Linked DNA regions of Mus musculus: regions 2 and 3 are each linked to region 1. Evidence: chromatin loops called from intact Hi-C (ENCODE). Cell type or tissue: heart. All regions are shown on one strand. Region 1 has its middle 210 kb from the start of Gm24295. Region 2 has its middle 7.6 kb from the start of Gm24295. Region 3 has its middle 310 kb from the start of Gm24295.

Evidence for each region. Hi-C counts contacts between places; a loop is a spot of excess contacts. Peaks named below come from ENCODE experiments on the same cell type or tissue, not always from the same donor. Only the 100,000 strongest peaks of a DNase experiment are listed, where the experiment ranks them.
Region 2: it touches region 1 in a loop (3-fold over the local background); 2 of 42 quality-filtered maps call a loop at or near these places.
Region 3: it touches region 1 in a loop (2.2-fold over the local background); 5 of 42 quality-filtered maps call a loop at or near these places.

The regions. Positions count from the first base shown.
Region 1 is chr13:82,254,427-82,262,426 of GRCm38, forward strand. No RefSeq gene overlaps it. Among named protein-coding and RNA genes, the nearest start is that of Gm24295, 210 kb to the left of the region's middle. In heart, no CTCF peak of the experiment used is centred here; a DNase peak (open chromatin) is centred at 4,395.
Region 2 is chr13:82,054,371-82,062,370 of GRCm38, forward strand. No RefSeq gene overlaps it. Among named protein-coding and RNA genes, the nearest start is that of Gm24295, 7.6 kb to the left of the region's middle. In heart, no CTCF peak of the experiment used is centred here; DNase peaks (open chromatin) are centred at 4,261, 4,681 and 5,291; H3K27ac peaks cover 943 bases.
Region 3 is chr13:82,361,088-82,369,087 of GRCm38, forward strand. No RefSeq gene overlaps it. Among named protein-coding and RNA genes, the nearest start is that of Gm24295, 310 kb to the left of the region's middle. In heart, no CTCF peak of the experiment used is centred here; no DNase peak of the experiment used is centred here.

The sequences.
Region 1 (8,000 bases):
TGATGTAAGCCAGTTTTCCCTTACTGTTTCCTCTAGTTCTAGTTCTGCTCAAAACCCATGCTACCTGTAATTTTCACTGGTTACATTAATTGATCTCATTTAAATATTTATTTCATACCAACTACTGATAGTCTATTCACTGAAGCTAAATGTGTAAGAATTGCATTAAAAAACACATAGAAACATAACAAATATGCAAAAAGAAATATGCAGAGAGGCAAAAATCACTTTTATTATGCTTAAATAGTATTAATAAATTAGTAAAAATGGAACCCACCAGGCTGGAACCTCTGAGTTTTCCTTTGATCCTACCTACTGGCTAAAAATAAGTTGAAAGCATTTTCTCTGTGCCTTTGAGTGTCTTTTGACAGGACTGCCTCCCCATTGCTCAATAAGGATAACCATTTCAGAACATGAGACTGATTAACAAAGGAACAGTTCTTATGCGCCATTATACAGGAGACATTGTGCTACTTTGAAGTATTGGAGAGAATAGTTAAAACTTCACATTGACCATTGCTTAAATAGCCACTCCTGTTACTGGCTAAATAGCCCTAAGTTTTAAGTTAGAGACTTAAGGCAGTCTCAGGCTTACTGAATCCCTTTGATTAAATCCTTTTTCATTACCCATCATTAGTATATCTCCATAGGTGGTAGAATCTAGCTGTTGAGACTGCTTGAGCTCTGGCTTTTGTATGAGAGACTCCCATACCTGGTGATTCTCATGATCTAGTGCCAATGCTCTGTATCCGGGCCATATTTTCTCAATCGGATAAAAGGATAGAGGAGAAATTCTCTCTATCAGATTGAACATTGACTAAAGTAAGAGCTAGGGTCCATTTGTCTCTTTTAGCCATTCTGTGAAAGTGAAGGTATCAGGCTTAGGAGTAATATGATCCTAAAGATATGATGGTAGTGTCTGATACCTACTCTAAAGTGTCTTAAAAATAGAAATAAATTGCTTTAGAATTAAATATTATAGCAAGAATCATTGAGGATATGAATGGTGACTCTGTTTAAAGAAAGGTGAGTAATGCTCTATGATTCTGACAATCAGGAAATTTCTACATATTTATAGCAGTTATGTTGAGGAAATTGCATGATTAAGCTAGCATATATTGTCAGAAGCCATGGGATAGGTGTGTAATGAGCTTGACTAAGGGTACTGGAACACAAAATAGGTAAAAAAAGAGTTCATTGTCATTTTGTCTACACATGGAATTTAACATTTTATGAGCCCAGAGGAAAAGGAAAACCCATTTCTAGAATTGCTTTTTGATGTTTGGGCAGTGTGATGGCTCACAATGGGAAAGTGGGATGATGAACTGTAGTTATAGATGATAAAGGAAGAGGTTAAGAGACTCCAAAATGTGGGCATGCTAGGACCCATATGAGGGTTATTCTGCAGAGAAGATCCAGAAGACTCACCTGCCATCATCAAAGGCTTCACTGAGAAGAACATCCCAAATTACTGCCTCTTTTCCTTTATGCCAGGAAACATGGATGGCAAGAGAGGCAGTCCCAGAGCTAAGAGTTTCGGGGGCTTATGGAATGATGCTTCTCTGATGCAGTGGTGCTGACACAGCTGTGATAACTACCAAAAATCGAAGGGTGTAATTTATGCTAGGAGTTATCATGGTCAGAGACACCTATGAAGACTGTATATAGTATGGTGGTTACAGGGAAGAGTAATCTTAAATCAAAAGATAATGTTGACATTCTATTTAGTATATTATATAAACAAGCATTAGTGAGAGTAATGAGCAGTGAGCCTCAAATTCAGGGTCTCAGGGTCTCACTACAGAATATAGTGATTGATCCTTAAGAAACTCCTTGATTCCCCATTATTGTTTCCTTTAAAAGATCCAGATAGATATTCACTTATGTGCTTATGTCTTGAGGAATAGCAACCTCAAACACTCCTATAACTGCTGCAAACAGGATTTTAACAGATATTATAACTGGGAATCTGAAGGTTCCAATATTGCTGAAAGAATGGGAGGACCACTCAGGTACAGAGATCTGTGAGACTTTTGCCAACTCTCATCTTCGCACAGGCCCATATGTTCTAGAGCCAATTTAATTTTTGTTTCTTTGGTCACCAAATATACAATTTAGAATCAAATACTCAAAATCTGTAATAACCACAATTTCAGTCTTGACTTACAGAATGAGAGCTATTAGAATGTAGAATGACAGCAGAATTTTGAACTGCCTCCTACATCAACTGAGGTAGGATTTCAGGAATTATGTTACTGTCAAGAGGAAAGCCACTAGTAAAATCATCTTTAAGAACTTTAAAGATACATAAGTGTCGGTCTCTATCATATTGGTAGGAAACACATGTCTAGTTCTTAGGGGTCTAGGGCACAGATATAACACTCGCAATGAGGAATCCCATTTCTGTTGTGAAAGACTTCCAACAAGTCATTAAGCTCTGGAGAAATCCATAGAACCTGGGTGCAGTTGTATCTCTCAAGGAATTTAAGCTGATGAGAACTAGCAGAATTTCAAAAAAAAAAAATGACAAATTTACAAAAAATCTGGGCAAAAAGAAAGCAGGATCATTTGGAGATGATATAGACATAGGGAATATGAGCTATAAGCTCACTACTAACCTCCTCCAGACTCTGGAATGACTATACTCAGACAAAGAAAAACACGTGGATGGACAGCTGCACCATTGATGTATATCATTTAGACTACTTTCCAGGAACACCCTGCCAACCTGGTACACCAAATATGAGTTCAGCCCTTGAGATATGCTTTATTCTTTGACCCATAGAAACCTTCAGTCGATGGAAAGGCATAAGCAGGACTCCATACTCTACCTACTGTAAAATTTTCTATTGATAACTGTGGCTTAAAACTTCTCAACACTATGCTCTATTTAAAGCCCTTTCATGGCTAATTCTCCTTGTATCTGGATCATTTCTCCTATCTCTTATAGCTGGGACATAGCTTGAGAGTGTAGGGCTTTCCATGGTGCCCCTTCTACTCTAAATTGTTCCTTAACATTCCTCTCAAAGAAATGCCCTCTCTTGCAGCTAGGCTAGTAGTTGTGAGCAACACTATGTTAGCATTGCCTCTCTTGAGGATTTAACTATCATAGGTAATGAAGATGTGAAGAGTGAATCCTTTCCCAAATTATAGCACAAAAATTTATTCATATTTCTCTTTATTTTCTGAGTTAGTAGATTATGTAGATGTAATAGATTCAAATTGTTTGTTTAGCCACTTTTAGCAGTAGAAAGCCTTTCTTCATAAAAGTCCATGTGGGATTTTGAGGTTCAAGTTAGCTGTAAAGAATTGGGGCACTATGTCTTCATTTTCTTCTCCAGGTTGTGTCTCTAGATTATTTCTGTCCCATACAAAGATAAAAGCCAGGATATCACGGGCCCAGGAGTCTGCCTATATAGAGAAGCTACTAAGTCCCTAAAGCAAAATTAGAACAATACAGTGTTGATTTATTAAATTGTAGAAAGAGATTACACTGCCTTTTATCATTTCAACACTGGACTCTGAGCTATTGTTTAGGTAACATGACTTAAATCTTGGATTGATTTTGGCTTTTTCAGTGAGTAGATTTCCTTTAAACCAGAGATTCAGTGGGAAATTATTTGTCAGTAGGAAGGAAATCCTTTCTTGGTCATGTTTGAGGAGAGTTCCCATAGTGACGTAGTGACCGAGTGTGCTTCCTTTCTGCCTTCATATCTTTATTTCTCCCAAGGAAAAACAAATATCTAAGCAAATCTTTAAGAAAACCCATCAAGCTCCAGAGGTTCAAGTTTTCAGAGGTCGGAGCTGATGCTCCTTGAACTGTGTGGTTCAGGCTCTCCTGAGTCTGGTGTTCAGCTTACACCTTTCCCAGGTGGTGGTCCCCTCTGCTTTTTCTCAGCACCATCAGCCATCTTGTGCTCAAGGTCATTTGAATCACACAGTTAACCTGATACTTTTGTATTTTCCAAAATATCATAAATAGTTTCCACCTCCAGTTTTTTTAGAAGGGGAAAAAATCTGGCTTCAGTTGTTAATTTCCTCTGTTCTGTCAAGATTAGGCTAGTAGTTCTGAGTAATTCTGGCTCATTTTCTCAAGGGACTAGGCCTGAAATAATCCAATGTTTATTTTTATACAATTTCTCACAGTACTACAACATTGCAGTGACTTCCTGGGATGTTTCTAGTTTTTCGCAGGCCAAGAGGCCATTCTCAGAGGTAGCTCCTTCATGTAAACCTAAAAATGGCACTTTCCCACATTATAGTTATCAGGAAGTTTAAAGTTCACTGGCCCTCATCTCTTTTCTTTTCTGTCACAGGGAGAGGAAAAAATATGGGGCAGTTCCAGCTTCCAGCCAGTCATTCCACAGCAAGACTTTGAAACCTGGGAAAGAAGAGGGAGGCTGCAGTGTATCTTGGCTGGGAGATGGCTGGACTGGGAAACAGGACTCTCTGTCATTCCCTGTGTCAGTCTTGGAGTGACCCTGACCTCTTCCCAGCATTCCTGACCCCACCTCTAACTTGGAGGAGATGTTGATCATCATGTAACTCTGAGAGCACTCTCTTAGTCATGAGACAGCAATAAAAAAAATAAAACAAATTGGTTTTGGAAGGCTGGATTTATCTCCATAATTGGGCCTGAACCTGTCTTCTCAATTTGTATTGAACAACTCATAGTTCAATGCTCCTGATTTAAGGCCAGATGGTGGACTCACTGTCCCTCAGCACAATGTTGGGCATTCTCTATGTCCTTCCTGAGTACGTGCTGCTGTTTCTGCTGGAACGTCAGTTCACAGCCAGTTCTTTAGTCCACTCTTCATCTGAAATCATCTGACTTTCCCATAATATTCCACATGGATGTAATATCTTGCTAGTATGTTTCTGGCATTATTATAACTTTTTTCTGTTTTGTATTTTACATTTCTCCTAACACAGAGTAAGTACATGAATACATTCAAGCATCTACCTGAATTATGTCTAGATCAAGTGCTTAGTAGTTCAAGTTTGAGTTTAATGGCTTCATGAACCTCCATGGACACTCTCATGTATTTTGAAATTTTATCTAAAAATGTGTGTGTGTGTGTTGTGAGTATTCAGGTGCACAAAGTAGGCAATAAAAATATGTTTGAAACAGTCTAGAGCATTAAACTTGATCCTAGAAGGCAAAAATTGCAAATTTGTGTTCAGGTCCAGAGCTATATTAAGTTTATTGTTTCATAACCAGTCCAGTCTATTTCAGTGTATTGTTTTCTGCACAAGGTCTCCTTGTAACCATGCATCAGAATAGACTGTTGCCAGAATCTTAAAGTGTCAGAGATGGAGTCTTGATTACTTGCTTCCTGCCCCAGGGATTCTTGCTGTTAGGATTGTCATTAAACAAAGCAGCCTCCCTGGCATTGTGTTCTGATAAACAATTTGCACCTTGGTAAACTGATTAATGGAATGAGTTTGTTTTGATAATTGATCCTTGACTTGTATTTTAAAGGACAGCAAAACCTTAAAGGATTTCTATATTTGTTATAGTTGTTTTCTTGGAATTTGAGAAGAATTTAGAAATTCTATTTTAAAAAGAACATCTAAAGGTACAAACTTTCAGTTATGGGATGGAAGAGTTTTGAAGGTCTCTGTACAACATGATGTCTAAAGTTAGCAATAACATATTAACATGTAAACTGTGTCAGAAGAATGTTTAAAGTGTTGTATCCCCAAATGGCTATTATATAGGGTGCATAAAAATCTACATTTGTTTCAAAATACATAGTGTAACTTAAATGTGTATAATTTTGGTATTGAAAGTAGAAGAAAAAGAACATTAATAAACAAATTGAGACTGGAGAACATTATTTCAACTGTAATGCATTGAAATTGATATATAAGACTTATCAGAGTTATAAGCTATCAGAACTTGTAGTAAGCCTATACCACTAACAGGGAAGGGGGAACTGGGGCCACTTGCCAGGAGTAATATGCAGTATACAACAAGTGCATTGCTAAGATTTATGAGCAGGTTTTCCATCTGTACTGTAGGACAGTTTTATAAGGGGTGGAAAATACACAATTGTGACATCTTGGCCTCCTAGTATTCTCCTAGGACATGACCAGAGATGGAAGTTTGATAGAGACAGATTCTCATCTTAAACTCTTTATGTGATTTTTTTTTTTTTACTGTTAACAAAGAAACCCTAAGGGCATTGCTGGAAAAAATCTGGGTGGAATAGTACATGTTCTTCAGTAGTCAATGAGAAAGTGAGATAAACAAAGGAGTTGCTTAAATATAGATTTTTTTTCTCCTCATGAGATAAATTTGTCTCATTAAAATGCTCTTTATATTCAGCATTTTGATTTTCCTTAAAGGAAATATTGTTCTAAAAAAACTCCAATGAGACATGTTAAAACTAATATTTGTGACAGAAATGTCAACTTCTTTCCTAAATAAATAAAATTAACATGGTGATGTTTTATGTTTCAAATAGTCATAGTAGTAGTAGAAGTAGTAGTAGTAGTAGTAGTAGTAGTAGTAGTAGTAGTAGTAGTAGTAATGATAATGACAATAAAAATCCCTACTACTTTTTTGTTAATGGAAATATGAGGCTCAGAGAACATAAATTCTGTCCACAGTGACAAAGATGACAGCTAAGAAGATTGGATGGATCAGTTAACCTTCCCTTCTGCTCTAGCTCCTCCTCTATGGTGCTGAACTAGCACTAGTCCATCATCTTCATACTGCAAGGGGGAAGCATAGCTGAAAGTCTGCACATATTCACAAATGGAATAGTAACTTCGAGTATAATAGTTGACAGACAAAAGCCTGAGAGATCAAAGCTCAGATGTAACTTGTGGGCCAAGAGCGATCTCTTTCAAATATAGTTTTTTTTTTTTTTTCTCTGTAAACACAGTATTATGGGAGCTCTGTAAATTCACGGTTAGTAATTTATTTATGGTGAGTGGCATTTAACAGATTTCCAAAACATGACTCACTCTGTATTAAATTATGAAACAAAGTTTCTTTTAAACCTCCAATTTTTCTAGTTAGTGTCTTTCCTCTTACCATCTATTAAGTGTCTTTCATCCTAGATCTACTACCCTATTATCTTCACTTGATTATGTCACTTTGAAACCTGTGTAATATCAATCATCTTAAATTTATTGTGAATTTGAGTGAATAAGTTGCTTCTTTTTTGAATATTTGTATTTTGACATTTCATTGTAGAATAAAAGGCCATATATCTAATTATTATAATGAATTCAGACATCAAATACTAGGTATAAAATGTTTCATTTATGGGAAGGAATAGATTCTGTTCTCTTAAAATCACACAAATTGCAAAATTATCTAGTATATTTGCTGCATGTCTTAAGACTCTTTAAAAAGACTCTTTGGGGGGATTTTTTTTTTTTGGCATTTGCTTTCTAGAACAATAACCCCCGATTTTATGTTAGAACTGGGAAAATGAGCGAATAGCATGAATTTCTTACATTAGGTTCAGTAAAATTCATGAACATTTTCTTAACCTCGATCTCACAGTTAGAATGTGTGGCTCCATAGTTAGCTAAGTGGGCTCTAAGTTATCACAGGTATGTAGTCTATTCTACCCTGTGCATATGGGTACTGTGTGCAAGTACCCTAAAGTGCTCTGAAACATGGTTTCTTACTTTTAGTTTTTTTCCTACCAGTGTTTGCCAGTCACCAATAGTTGTTTTAATATTTTTTTCTGCTTAAAGCCCATTTTCTATTTTCTAATATAAGACAGTGGTTTTCAAGTTATTTAAGACTAATATACCCTGTTGTGAGTAGTGTAATATATACTGCATTCAGAATTATAGCTGAGAAAGATGAAGATTAATTTAATTTTTTAAAAATTGAAGTCATTACATAAATACAAAGTAGCATAGTATATTTTGTAAAATATACCTATATTTCCAATATGCTCACATGTAGTGAAAACATGACAGTGTTTTTCATATTTTGGAGATGACTTTATCTTTGGTTTAATGAAAAGTAG
Region 2 (8,000 bases), 200 kb before region 1:
TACTCATTTATATTATTTCTGACATCTGACTTTCTGACATCAATAAGTACACTCGATATGTAATGGACAACTTCAAAGTATCTTTTGCTTCACTGAACCCAGGAAATCAAGAGGAAAGATACACATACTTCTCTAATAGGAGCAAGTATGGTATTTGTAAAGTGACAGAAATTTTAGAGGAGAAATAGATATTGGGAAGGGAAGGCAGGGAGTGAACATAGTGGTTATTTTTTCATTACTTTTTATTTGCAAATGGTTGTTGGATATGTATTCTAGTTTTATAACTTTTATTTTAGTTTTTCTGTTTTACTACTTGTTTTATTCCTTGAGATTAATATAAATACATTTTCCTCTTCCCTTTCCTCCATCTCATACACCTTTCCTTGTTCTCTTTCAGATTCATGACCTCTTTTTAATTAATTTTTTATTATATATATATGTATATAAATATATATTCCTAAAAATAAGCTCAGTCTGCATAGTGTTCCTTGTATGCATGTTTTCTGGGATGACCATTTGCTATTGGATGAGCAGTGGCTGTGTTCTTCTCTTGGGAGGATGATTCCTCCCACTCAGCATTGCTTCGTTGCCTGTAGGGCTCTGGGCTCATGGGCTTCCCCTGTCCACTTTGGCATGTCTTTTGTTTTTGTCCTTGCTAAGCTCATGTTTAGACAGTCATGTTGGTGATACTTTTTATGTGTAGCTTTAAATAGTGCTAGGAGACATCGTCTCTAGGGTTGATGATACCCATCTCACATCCCCTGCCTCCACAGTAGATGTGGGGCAGTCATGGCCCTGAGCCATCAGCAGCTGAACTCGGAGTGAGACTTAAGAAGGGGCAACAGAATGAAGCTGCACAGTGAGTTGGTACTTCCTGGAGCAGCTCGTCTTAGAGATGAATGACCTTTGAAGGCAGAAAATTTCCAATGTCCTCTGATGCATGTCCTGGCAGTGCATGTGGTTCTGTGCTGAGCAGTGTATCAACATGTTTTAAGCATTACTCCTTAGTGGTTCCTAAATGTGGCCTGTATGCAGTTTCAGAGACTCAGACATATTTGCTTTTCTATCTCTCCAGAGAACCCGGAATGATGAGGTAAATCAGAAAAAATTCATGAGTGAGAACCGAAGCATAAAAAAGACTAAAGTAATCCTAGCTTTTCTGAAATGTATGCGAAATAGTCCAAGAACTAAAAGTAGAATCTGAAATAAAACAATAGACAGTTGGTTTATCGCTCACCACAGACAAGCTAGAGGAAATTTATAGTGGCCCATTTTATTTGTAACAGAAATGGAAAGATCCAGGAATATGTCACTGATTTTGCTCTGGGGTAATGGTGCAGAAGGGTCACACTGAAGGAATTTGTCTGACAAAGCAAGAGTGGAAAGTAGGGGGCTTGAAAACAAAGGCAACTTTGTTGTTGAGATTCATAATTTTTTGAAAGAGGGTGTCATATAGTTTATACTGGTTTCAGACTTTGCTATGCTGTCAAGGATGAGCTTGAATTTCTCATCTTTCTGCCTCTATCTTCCAAATGCTGGCACCATTGGTGAACACTGCCACAGGTGTTGCACGTGAACCTTCATTCGCAGCAGGCCATCAGTCTACCAACTAAACTATATCCCCAGACCTCCCTATTATCAAAATTGATGTGCTGTTATGTTATGTTATTCCTTCATATCTTGCCTACCCACCCTTTCCTCCAAAGAAAAATATCATCCTTTGAGAGAGGTAAATGGCTTTTCCTTCCAAGACTGAACTGGACTGAATTAAAGAAACCACAAATAATAATATTATTATATGTTAGATTAGAAATTATGCTTTTATTATTGTCCAGGAATATTGATTAATATCACAAAGAGAGAGAGAAGAACATTTGTGTATAGACTTGGAAATAGATCAGAAGAGCATTCTAGGAGGGTTATTGGAGTGAAAGTACACACAAGGAAAATAAATTTATTTTAATTCTGGGCATGTTAGAATTTGACAGGCAGTACATAAGTAGGGGACAAATGTGACTTTGAAACTGCAGTCATTGTAAAAGTTCATGTACAAACATGGATGAGTATCATTCTATCAAAGAGAGTCTCCAAAGCTGACAGATCTAATGTTATTTCAAAATGAGAAAACACACAGAGAGAACACCTGGTATTGAATGTGGAAGAAAACCTTTATCAGGGAGTACTGAGAGCCAACGTTAATCTAGTAAATGAACAGAATATTCAGAGCAATAGGATGGGAAGGCATAATGATGTGTTTCCATGGAAATCAAGAGACACTCAAGGAGATTCTTTAAAACAATCTAATATTACAGAGCTGTGGAGAAACTTCAAGTGCTATGCTTTGCATCCTAATCTGTACATTTTATGCTGTATAGGAGTGGGACAATAACTGTCCAATGCCTACGTAAGTCATGCATGAACACAAGTACTAACATAGAGTAGTTATCTCTCAGGGGAAATTTTAGTAGATTTGGAGGAAGCTGATGCACACTCTAGGGACTTATGAAGAGGTAAGAATGGATGAATACCAACAGTTGGCCTAAACTATGAACTTTGGGTAGAAAAAGAGTATAACACATACACTTGTCAGAGAGGCAGAAAAGTCCACTGAATGAGCTCCTTTGAGTGACAGTGGATTCAGAGGAGAGAGACCAGTAGTAGAGTAGATTTTGAAATATCAATTATATAAGCAAAATGAATGTCTCTAATGATTCCTTTTTTGGAGAACTATAAAAACAAACATGTGTATTTTAATATGATGGCATGAAAAATATTTTATGTATAACATACTTCAAGTCATAGTAAAATGAAGACTGTTAGATTGTAGTATTTTGAAACTACAACATCCCACTCTTTCCATCTTGTTGAACAGGTTCCACAAAGTAAGATTTATTTCCAGACAGGTTTAGTTCAAGACTTGGAAAAATGTGGAAGAGCCTAACATTATTTTTCCCTTGTTTAGCAAGGAATGGTTTACAGTTATGCAGGGCAATTGCATCATTATGAAGAAGCAGGGAGGACATGTGTCATGCTCTTGCACAGATCTGGCTTGTATGACATAGCTACTACTGAATATGTAGTTTGTTGTTGGCCATTGTGTTGACCAACATTTGTGACTATATATAAGATCAAGTGCATACTGACTAGAGTCAACTTCTTGGTGTCTCACTTGTCTTTATTAGTTAAGGTACAAGTTTATTTCTCTCATGAAAGACCACATATACATGTAAGTCATTCAGGTTGTCAGGAGTCATGTTAATTACCCAAGGCTCTTCTAGAATAACTCGTGCAGAGCCAGCAACATCCAGACAGAGATCACAAGGCAGATCATCTCCAGAAAGGTGTCTTGGAAGATATACAAGTTTTGTTTTCTTATACCTTGCTGATTCTCACTCAGAATATGACTATGCTGAGCTACAAAAGTGTCTGAGAAATATGTGCCAGAGGTCAGTCTTCATTGCTGTTCTTGAGGTTTTTTCTTTGTGACTTTGGATAAATATCACCACCGTACAAATGCTTAGTTGGGTGTTCAGATGGGCTAACTGAGGCAACAAAACAGACAAGCAAAATCAATCCTTAATGAAACATCACAACATATTGAATAAATATGAGAGAAATTAAATACAAATTTACAACGGCATCTATTTAAATTGGCAATTCTATTTGGGTGCCTGTTTGAGTTCCCACCATGCAGCATTTTGAGCCACTGTGTGCCTCTTTTCTCTGGGCAATTAAAATTATTCAGCATCAAAATCCTAGCTTGGGAACCAGAAAAGGGAATCTAAGAAGCATTCACTAACAGTGTGATTCAGAACAACTGCTTTTCCCTTTGGTCTATTCATGCATATTTCAATTGGCATTAATGTAAAGGACCAAGCAGGCTCTCTTCTACATGAAATCATTGTTCTCAACTTGGCAACCATCCTGGTGTTATATTCTAAATGGTCATTCTGGGATAGCAAATCAGCAATCCTCTGCCGATGGGCCTAACAAAGAGGAGATTGCTTGAGGCAGGTGTTGTTGGGAAGCCTAATTTTGTTGGCATTAAGTGACAATTCATATTTGCTGCACGGGGCAGTAAATTGCACTGTTTTAAAACAGGAAATCTGAGTTAAAAGCTGTGTAAAGCCATTATACTGTAGCCAGCACTCCAGGCTCTTCTAATTAGGTCATTTGGAAAGAGATGACCTTTTCGTTTCTGTGCCTCTTTGCTGGGACACATGTTTCTAATTATCATTTGTATTTTGCTTTGCTGAAGTTGTTGACAAGCTGAGTGCTTGTGTGTGTTGCTGCACTTGTGTGTTTGCATGCACACAGTTTGTGAGATCAGTGGTATTTTTGGGTTCTACTATTCTACATAAGGAAGATGAAAACAATGTGTACAGTAATGTTACTATCAGAGTGGCCAAAAGCCATATGTGCTTGAGTGAAGAAAACTCTGAGGGGGCATATCTCATGTCCCTGGTGTTTTAAGAAAAGTTCATACTAACTTTGTTTGAAGTTACTCTACTTATTCTGTTTGAAGCTGGCATGGAGGGAGAAATGAATTTTACTCTACATTATTACTAAAAAAAAATAGCTGCTGGTCATGTTTGAAACTCTGTCTATGATCCAAACCACAATTCTCCCAATGGTATTTTGAGGCTCAGTTGTCCTCCCACGTGCTGCTTTTGCAATGCGAGCAAATGCACACAAGTAGTTTCTCAGTGACCGCTACTTGCAAATTAACTAAAGCAATAAGGTCCAGCCCTACTATCTGGGGTTTGAAAATATCTTCTGTATTTTAGAGGACTGTTGCCCAACCAGTAAAACTACCCCCACAGTTGGTTCCCCAGCTGACATCCCTTTCTTTTGTGGGGAAAGTTTCTGAAAGTATCAGGTCTTCTTCTGAGACCATAAAGCCATAAAGCTGTCAAGCATCTGAGAAGGTTTCTTGCTTAGTCTGCCTCTGGCTATTTCATAGCTTAAACTCTCCTGGAATCTAATGGTCCACTTTTAAGAATCTTCCACCAGGGAGAGTTGACAAGGAAGGATGATAGTATCTAAATGTTTAATATATAAATTAGTCTGGCAGTTTGAAGAAAATGTATGGAAGATGACTTGAAGTTTATTATAAAATTGCTAATAATTTATTCAACTCAATTTTCCCTTAGACATTCTTTGGTGGGTAATGATGGCTCTCTAACAAAGTAGTTCTAAGTCTGGAAAAGGACTGGCAGTCATTACATGACAGAGGCTGGCGACAGGCCAAAGTACCCCGAGGCAGAGTTCTCGGCAGTGAAGCTTGGAACAGTGCCAGGGGAAGCTATCACCCGGGTGAAGTGCTTCTTGATTTGGTCAGTGTCTGAAGCTGCCTGTTTTCTTCTGTTGTTGAGGTCATCTTTCTCTGTATTCCTATTCTCAGTTGGCAGCTGTTTCATTGAGATGTTAACCAGTCAGGAGAGGTTCAAGTGTGACTGACAAAAAAAGGAGGCCATGTGAAGAGATCTTAGGGATGAGCCTGAGTCTAGCAAACGTGTCTCTTGTCAATTAAATAGCTTCACACAAACCTATTAGGAGGGGGTAAACGAACATACATGGCAGACCTTTAAATGTAAAACGGGACTGGAATAGAGCAAATTGTGAGCTACTGTGTTCTGAAATCTGTCCTTCTGCTTGCTATAGGGCAGAGAGGGTGTCAGGATACCAAGGAAGGCTTGCTCCTTCCTGAGAGTGACCCACTCATACTCTGAGAGGATGGGTTTAGAAACTTCCCCACTGTCTTGCACGACCTTCCTCTGACTATGAGGTCTTCTAGATGCTTCTTTCAGTCCCCTTTCCCTCTGCTTAACTAACTTTGTGTCCATAGAGTTCTGACCCCTCTTCTTGAATCCCTTGGCCGTCTCACTTTTATCTACATGGTCTCTGGTGAAATTTCTGACTACAGAACCCGCAACTTCCTAAACTCAGCAAACATGAGGCTGTACTTTATAAAACTTTGGAGGATTGAAAGTATTATAAGAGAATAGTTTGAAGAAAGCAAACTTCAACCTGATAAGAGTCCCACCAACCTTGACACCATCTGTGATGCTTATTGCAGAGAACCTAATTTTATCTGTTGCTACTTAGCTCCTTGCCCACTGAGACATTTCTGGGTATCATCTTCAGAAAGGAATTTCTTCCAATCAGTCCTTCGAAATCTAGGCCACTTCTTGCTGCCCTCCTTCTTAACATTTTTCTTTTTCTTTTTCCTTTTCTCTTTCTTCCTCTTCTCTTCTCTCCTCTCCTCTCCTCTCCTCTCCTCTCCTCTCCTCTCCTCTCCTCTCCTCTCCTCCCTCCCCTCCCCTCTCCTCCCCTCCCCTCCTCTCCATTCCTTTACTTTCCTTTTACTTTCCTTTTACTTTTCTTTCTGTTTTCTTTTGAGACAGAGTCTCACTACGCAGCTCTGGCTATTCTGGAATTTGCTCTATAGATCAAGCTGGATTTGAACTCACAGAGATGATATTTGCCTATTGCTGCCTCCCAGGTTGTGGGATTAAATGCATGTCCAGTTTCCTTTCTAATTTCTCACACCACTAAATAAATTGAATATAAAGTTAACATTCTAGTTTCTACAGAGATGCTGTTGTATGGAAATTGTCATTTGATCTTGAATTGAGAATTACTTATTTAGGAATAAGGTTATGGCTTTCATTAATAAGCTCCCCTACCACAAATCAGTAAAGTGACTATTGGCAAATAAGAAGCAACCCTAAAATTATATACTCCATTTACTTTTAGAACAGTTTTTTCAAACATGACACAATTGACTTTCTTGTGTTACATAGTCCTGTTCATTATTTAGCAGTGTCCCAGTAACAAATCTACTCCCACCATGACAAACTAAATGTCTCCATAGTTATCCAAATGTCCTTGGACTATAGACTCATCCTTGCTGAACTGTTGATTAGTAAGAGCAAGAAGTAAAAACTGGAGATAACTTCCAAAGTAGCATTCATCCATATAACTTCTATAGGGATGAATATCTGAGCTGGATACCAACTGCAGTGTTAACACTGAACATGAACACCATGAAAGACTGTGTGTGTGTGTGTGTGTGTATGTTTGTGAATAAGTATATATGTGTTTATATGTGAATGTATCTGTGTGTAAGACGTGAGTAACTGTATTGTGTGAGTGTTTGAATGTGTGTGTGTGATTGTGTGTAAGTGGCATGTATTTGAGTATGTGTGAGTGTGTGCGTGTGTATATGAGTGTGTGCATGTGTGAATGTGAGTACGTGTGAATATTTGTGTATGAATGAGTGTGTGAGTGTGCATGTGTTTGCATGTGAGAGTGTGTGTGTCTGTGTGAGTATGAGGGTATGTGTGTTTGTATGTATGAGTGTACATGAGCTATGTTTGTTTGTGTGTGTATGTGTGTGTGTTTGTGTGTGTGTATCTGTCTATGTGTGCATATTTGTGTGCATTAGCCTACCTGGAAAATTCGTGGTAAAGTGAAATGATTTCTTATCTCAACAATATTATCTAATACAGAAAACCATTTGCAAAGAATGCCAGCAATCTGCTAAATCATTTAGATGTGGATAAAACGATGTCACTTCTTTTAAAATGCTATTTTACTTTTTAAAAAATTTATATTGAGTATTTTGTTATGATGTGTGTGCCATTTCAAGATTCCAGTCCCTGTTTGTGTTAAGTATGTTTGAGTCATGTGGCCCTTATTGTGATACAGTTTGTTAAGTGGAAATATCAGCCAATGTCATAAGGTGGGGCAGGGACATAAGAGCAGGTAGCCATGCTACCTCACACCTGACACCTGCAGCTGCATTTGCTGACCATGTTCCCTTCAGGTAGAATATAACCTTTCAGTCAGTATCCTGGGGAAGGAGTCCATGGTAAGACAGTCTATAGACCTGAGTTTTATCTTAATTTTCCTATGACTCTTAAAGGCGAGTGGCTTTGGGGGTATTTCTTAAGAGGATGGGTCTGGACAAAGCTCTGTGTATACAAAATTCATTG
Region 3 (8,000 bases), 110 kb after region 1:
TGTAGTGTTTATCCAATTAAGTTCTACTTAAAAATCAATTAGCCTCATTTGTAAGTAGAACTTTTGGTTTGCTTTCTTATTAGCCATTGGAAAAAAAATTAAATTTGATTTGCCTGTTTTCTTCAAAGTCTAATCTTGTCTGAAAAGGGAAGAGCTAGCTCAGAAGGAAACCTTCTGTGATTTCTGTGTCCCCAAGACAAATCTTCCAATAACAACCATGTTTAAGAGAAATGTACAGGAATATATTAGGTTTTCTTTGTACCCCGACGCCTTGCTTCCAATGCACCTATTTTGCAATTTTAAATTTGAAACATACACATTATTACCTGTTTGCAACTATATATGCATTTTTTGCACAGAAAGGCAAAAATTAAAGAGTTTTTTTTTTCATCAGAGTCTCTCAAGAATAATGTCAGTATGCCCCCTATGTTCTTTGTGCTAACATTATTCCATCCCAGAACGGTTTTTTTGTAATTATGAGTAATACCCCAAATATTTGACACCACAGAGCTGAGTCATAAGGCAGGGGACGTATAAATACTTTTTGTTCTCGAGAAACAATGAGACCATCTATTCGTTCACATTTATTTTCCCCTTATGCTGCTTTATTTAATGTTAAGCTTTTAAAAATATTTTAATTTATTTTTAATTTTCTCTCTCTCACTTTGTCTATCCTCCAGTACAGTGATTTCCCTGTAAACCCTTTCATTTTTTTCCCGATGTTTCATGAACGTATCTAAATCCAGCTCATCATGCACCACTAGCTATACCTAATCACACACAGGTTTGAATTACTCCATTCCTATTTAAAGTAGGAGAACAAAAAGTAAGAATGGCAGATGTGTTCATAATTAATATCCTACTGGGTTAATCAGCAGATGCTTGGGATTGCTGTGAAACTTTTGATGTATTCAGAAAAATCACCGAGTTGATCTTCAGACCCCTTTAAACACATGCATACAACAGCCACAGAGTTTAGAACCTTTGAGCCTTGTAAATAAGGGACTTAATGATATAAAAATCACGGACACATCCCTTTGATAGCCTAGTGATTCTAGTGCTTGGGTGAGAAAACTTCACTGAAGTGCTTGCAGCCACATTCCTGGTCAACACTGATAATATTCCTAGTTTACTGATCTTATGCTCAAAAATACCTTGTAGGCAAATAATTCTGAAGTGTGACTCTTTTAAAGTTAATGACGACAAGATGCAGAGAGTTAACAAATGGATATTCAGAATGTGGAATTAGCCAGTACTTCTCCAGTTTTAAATGTGGAGACATAAGAGGCTTGCTGTCCTGCTGAAGAACAGGAGGGAACAGCGCACTGTTAGTGGAAAACACAATCTTTAAGCCAGACAACCTTGAATTGAAAGCTCACTCTCCTCCTTGCAATGCCAGCACCTAACCTCTGAACTCTGGCCTTCCGTACCATCTCTTCTAGGAGAGTCATCTTTGTGTCATCAGCTTTTCAGTGTTAAGCTGCATCTGTGCTTGCAACATTGAAACTGCTGAATGTAAAAGTCTCCTTTGAGAGACATGGAGCTCTTATGGTAAAAAGGCAGCATTGTACAAAATGCTAAGTTCTAGTATAATATGGTTTGCATTTTAGTTTTGTAGTCAATGTATTCAGGTGTGCCTGGCACACTGGGGGCACTTGTTAAATGACATATGAAATAATTCTAACTCAAATAAAAATCTTAGCATTTAAGGAGAAATTGAGTAAAATGGAAAACATAATGAACAGGAAAGAGTTCCTCAGTACTTTAAAATATCTTTATGTCTAGGATAATTGCAATGTTTACTTTTTTATAAGTCAGAATGACTACTGTAGGTTTCTTAAACCTTAATAATATTTAAAGTATTTTGTGCTTGAGTATTAGCATGACTATCAGTACAACTTTCATTGCTAACGATACTATTAGTTGTTATCTCAGGTAATGGAATTTTCTTCATCAGGAGTCTTTCAGGAGACCATGTGTAGGATTAGACATTTTGCTAGAGTGTGTCTTCAGATGGGGGTATAGCAGTGTCCCCAACATGTGCTACTTGATTAGCAAGTATCTATATGCTTGAAGAAGGGAAATATTAAAGAGCAAATGAGAAACACTTCCTCAGTGTACTGGCTAATTTTGTGTCAACTTGACACAGGCTGGAGTTATCAAAGAGAAAGGAGCATCAGTTGGGGAGATGCTTCCACAAGATCCAGCTATACGGCATTTTCTCAATTAGTGATCAAGGGGAAAAGGCCCCTTGTGGGTGGGACCATCCCTGGGCTGGTAGTCTTGAATTCTATAAGAGAGCAGGCTGAGCAAGCCAGGGAAAGCAAGCCAGTAAAGAACATCCCTCCATGGCCTCTGCATCAGCTCCTCCTTTCTTACCTGCTTGAGTTCCAGTCCTGACTTCCTTGGTGATGAACAACAGTATGGAAATGTAAGCCGAATAAACACTTTCCTCCCCAACTGCTTCTTGGTCATGATGTTTGTGCAGGAATAGAAACCCTGACTAAGATACTCAGTAACCTCAGATGTGATGGAAAAAAGAGTTATATTTATATTTCCTTTCATGTTTTTTTTAAAAGAAATATATTGTTATGAGGAATCCTTTGAGATCCAAATGAACAAAACCACACTGAAAACATGTATTGTTTAGAAAAGTCATTAAATATCAATCTATTTTGCTTGATTCTTTTCTTGCCTATAGGCTTGTGTTATAATTGCAAATAATGAGAATATAAAACTTCAGTTTATTTTATTTGTTCATTAGGTGGTATAATATCTAAGAACATTTTATAATATATTCTATAGTGTGAAAATAGATTTTTATCATTTTTTATTTTTGAGATTCTAATTTGGGGAATAATTTCCACACACACACACACACACATACATAACACATATATATGTATATATATAAACAATTAATAGAAAATAAGTTTATATATATATATATATATATATATATATATATATAGAGAGAGAGAGAGAGAGAGAGAGAGAGAGAGAGAGAGAGAGAGTGTGTATTTGTGCTTGTGTGTGTTCATGTGTGTATGTTTGTACATACTCCTAATGATATCCTTCTCAGTCTGTATAATGCTTATATATTTTCATTTGGCATTGGCTAACCAATTGTGTTTCCATGGGTAAAAATATTTCTTCCTCTATCAGCATCCTTTAATTGTCAGTACATCTCTGGATGTGAATGAAGGCATGCAAGTCTTTACTACATTCGTTTTGACATTACATACTGTTCAGTTCATGTTTAGGCAGTGTTATTGGTGAGATCTTGTAGATCCTAACATTCCTAGTAGACACAGTCCTACAGCAAACTCCCTGTTCCTCTGGTTCTCACAATCTGTGCACCCCCTTTTCATAATATTCCCCAAGTCTTAGGTGCAGGGGATATTTTATAGCTATCACCCTACGGACTGGACTCCCAACTCTGCATTTTAATCGATTGTGATTTTCTCTTATGTTTCTGTCTGTTAAAAAGAGATTTCTTTTGAAGGATATTAAGACAATACTTATCTGTAGGTAAAAAACAAATCTCAAAGTAGTTCATAATTATGCTGGCTTTGTAAAGTATTTCTTGTAAATTCATCTCCAATATCTGGGAACTTGGCTAGGTTTTAGTACCAGGCATGATTTCCTCTTGTGCAGTGGATCTTAAGTCTAATAAGAAAATTGTTGACTGTAAACAAGGTATGAGCATCACTCTTGTGCCCTTAGGGTTATAATGCCATGATGGTTCTTGTTGTAGTCCATAGGAATCATAGCTGTATGGATGGATGCTTGACTCTTTTGGAAGCTTACATAGTGCCCTTTCCTCCCATGAAATCTAGTTGTCAAGGAAAAGTCAAGTGACTTCCAGGACAGGGATCATCGAACCTTATGTCTGAAGTGCATGGTGTCCTTAGCAGTAGGGATTTACCTTCCATTTCTAGGGGGCAACCATGGGCAATAGCAATAGTCTGTGGTGGTTTTATCTTAATACTTTTTCTTTTGTTTTGTGTTTTTTCGCTATGATCCTGCTGTGAAGCACAGGTTGGCCATCCTCTTTCACCAGCCTTCCAAGTAACTGAATCAAAAGTGTATACCATCACACCAAGCTGAAGTTCTTAATATCTCTAACTGCATTTTTGTGCATTTAAAAAAAAACCCAACAGGTCATACATTTGTATTTTGCACTGTGCTTCATACGTATTCTAAAGCTTATCTTATAGATGTAGCTGAATCCTTAGACTTTTGGTGATTCTTCATGCCCTGTATAATTTTCTCTGGAGATATACCTGACAAAACTTGCCAGATCTTTTCTGTTTATTGAACATTGTTTTTTGTTTTTCTGGGATTGGTGAGTTGTTCTTTTTGACCTTCATTCTCGGTTCTTGTCATTCCTATAGGCAACCTTTTCTAGCTTGTCTAAGTGAAGGAGACCATTCTTTTGTAGTATTCAGTTTCTACTCACCCTTCTGTCTTAGTGTATCATTGTTGGGAAGGGAAAACATGACAAAGGTAACTCTTGTAATATGACAACATTTAATTGGGCATGGCTTACAGTTTTAAAATTTTACATTATCATCATAGCAGCATCCAGGAAGACACTGGAAGAGCCAAAGGCAGCAAGCAACAGGAGACTCTTCTGCATTGGACTGAGTCTGAGCACAGGACCCCAAAGCTCAACCTCAGAGTGACACATATCCTACAACAAGGCCATATTTCCTAACTACCATTGCCCATGGGATGGCCATATTCAAACCACATTATTCCTCTTCCTGGACCCCATAGGCTTATTCAAATACATGAGTCAATGGGGGCCATACCTGGCCATAGCATAGTGCAAAATACATTTAGTCCAACTTCAAAAGTTCCCATAGTCTATCACAATCTTAATAATGTTTAAAATTTCAATTTGAAAATCTCTTCTGGGATTCATGCAATGTCTTAATTGTAACCCCTTACAAAAAGTAAAATAAAAAAAGCGTATCACATACTTCTAACATTACAAACTACACATTATTATTCCAAAATGCCATAGTGAGGAAATACTGGACCAAAGTAAGAACAAAAATTCAGCTGGGAAAACTCCAAACTCTGCATCTCTATATCTGATGTCAAGGCACTCTTTAGATCACCAACTTACTCCATGTTTGATGATTGCAAAAAACTTCTCGGTTTTGTGCTGGTCCCACTCTTTGTTAGCAGCTTGCCTCAGCAGGTGTTTCATGGCTCTGCATCTCTAACATCTTGGGATTCAAGACATCTTTAATTTTGTAGTTATTTGTTCCAGTGTTTAGAGTCCACCCATGATCTTTGGTGCTTCTCCAAAGAGCTTGGGTCACTTCTTCCGCTATGCCTTTTGCAGTGCTCTAGGCTCTGACGGACTATACTTCACTGTTGTCGCTCTTCTTGGTGGTCATCCCAAGGTACTTGTATCTCCAATACACTAGGGTATTTTTTGGCTGTTATTCTCCATATCTCACAGGCTTTCTATTGTCCAAAGCCTTAATCTCTTTGCAGAACCCCTTCAGTCCTGGGATATCAATTGCAAATGAGACTACATTTCACTATTGGCCTTTCCTGGCTTCTCACAGTATCAAGCTTCAGCTGCTCTCCATGACTCCTTCTGCCTTCAAAACTAGTATCATCTGGATACTTCTTATATATAATATCAAGTCCAGCTACAGCTTGAGGTACAAACTTGGCTATCTCTGGAACACAGCTTTTTGTGCTCTCAGAAAATACTTCCCAGAAGATTTCACCTCATTGATGCCAGTCTTTTCTTAATCACCTCTAATTTCTTAGCTGCAGCTAACTAACATCAATTGTCCCAGTAGTCCCTTCTATTCTTGAATCTAAAGCCAGAGTCACATGGGTGAAGCTGCCAAGTTTTGCTGTTTTCTAGGACTGGAACATGTTCTTCTTGGGCTATTACATTATCAGCAGCTTTCTGTTATTCAACACATTCACTGCCTAAGCTTGGCTGTCTTGGAAATTGCTCTTTAGACTGACCTTGAACTCAGAGATTTGAATGCATCTAGATATTGCATGCTAGGACTAAAGGTGTATGCCACCATGCCTGGACCTGAACTTTTTATGGCCACTGTGCTTCAAGATTTGAATCAAAAGTTTTTTTTCTTCCAGCCTTAAGATCTGGATCACAGATGTGCCCTCCATTTCTGGATTGTAGTTAATTCCAGATTATAAGTTCAAATGAAAACAATAACCAGGAAATGATAATGCCTTTCATGATATAACTATTCATTGTTCAAATGCAAACACATAAGCAATAAGTGTAGCTGTGTGGGATATTGTCCTGAGGTTACCACTTCCTTAGTTACATTTAATACTCTTGAACATACAATTTAGCTTCATTCTACTTCCTGGTGCCTCTGTATTCTTTGAACTATGCATTTTGTATTTTTGTTTGTAATATTGCTACTCTTGATCAAATCTGAATCTTTTCAACTTAACCTCTGGCAGACTCTTCAGAAAAGGGCAAAAAGCAGCTATAATCACCACCAAATATCTTAAGCTACATACTAAATATCCAGGCTATATACTAAAATTTCTTCTGAAACATCTTGAACCAGGTCTCCACAGTTCATTTTATCCTACCCATCAATGTCTTCCATATTCCTACTAGGATGGTCCATTAAACTTCACATAGTGCATCCTGTTGCTTTCCAAATCTGAAGTCCCAATATCCATAGTCCTCCAAATAATGGCATGGTTAGGCCTATCACAGCATTACCCTAGTACCTGGTACCAACTTTTGTCTTAGTTGGGGCTTCATTGCTGTGAAGGGACATAATGACCAAGGTAACTCTGATAAAGAAACATTTAAGTGGGTCTGGCTTACAGTTTTAGAGGTTTAGTCTATTATCATTATGGTAAGAAGCATGGCAGCATTCAGGCAGACATGGTGTTTAAAGAGCTGAGAGTTCTATATCTTGATCCAAAGGGGACTTTCTTCTGCACTAGGTAGGGCCTGATCATAGGCCACCAAAGCCCATAGTGACACACTTCTACCAACAGGCCACACCTCTTAATAGTGTCATTTCCCATGGGCCAAGCATAGTCAAATCACCATACCTCCTATGTTCTCACATAAGTTAATTATCATGTTCTTAGTTTTTACTTCCTGTTTGTGTTCTTTAATGTATTCTAGCTACACCAGTAGAAGGAATGTTCAGTGCATGGTTAGAGCACATGCAGCTCTTGTTAAATAAGGGAATACATATTTGTTTATTTAAAAATACAATAAAAGTAGTAGTCTTAGCTCCCTGGTGGAAGATCAAGTGACCATAGGTGTGTGGGTTCATTTCTGGGTCTTCAATTCTATTCCATTGGTCTGCTTGTCTGTCTCTATACCAGTACCATGCAATTTTTATCACAATTGCTCTGTAGTAAAGCTTTAGGTCAGGCATGGTGATTCCACCAGAGGTTCTTTTATCCTTGAGAAGAGTTTTTGCTATCCTAGGTTTTTTGTTATTCCAGATGAATTTGCAAATTGCTCCTTCTAATTCGTTGAAGAATTGAGTTGGAATTTTGATGGGGATTGCATTGAATCTGTAGATTGCTTTTGGCAAGATAGCCATCTTTACAATGTTGATCCTGCCAATCCATGAGCATGGGAGATCCTTCCATCTTCTGAGATCTTCTTTAATTTCTTTCTTCAGAGACTTGAAGTTTTTATCATACAGATCTTTCACTTCCTTAGTTAGAGTCACTCCGAGATATTTTATATTATTTGTGACTATTGAGAAGGGTGTTGTTTCCCTAATTTCTTTCTCAGCCTGTTTATTCTTTGTATAGAGAAAGGCCATTGACTTGTTTGAGTTTATTTTATATCCAGCTACTTCACCGAAGCTGTTTATCAGGTGTGTGGACACTATGCCCCTCCTTAGAAGTGGGAACAAAACACCCTTGGAAGGAGTTACAGAGACAAAGTTTGGAGCTGAGATGAAAGGATGGACCATGTAGAGACTGCCATATCCAGGGAT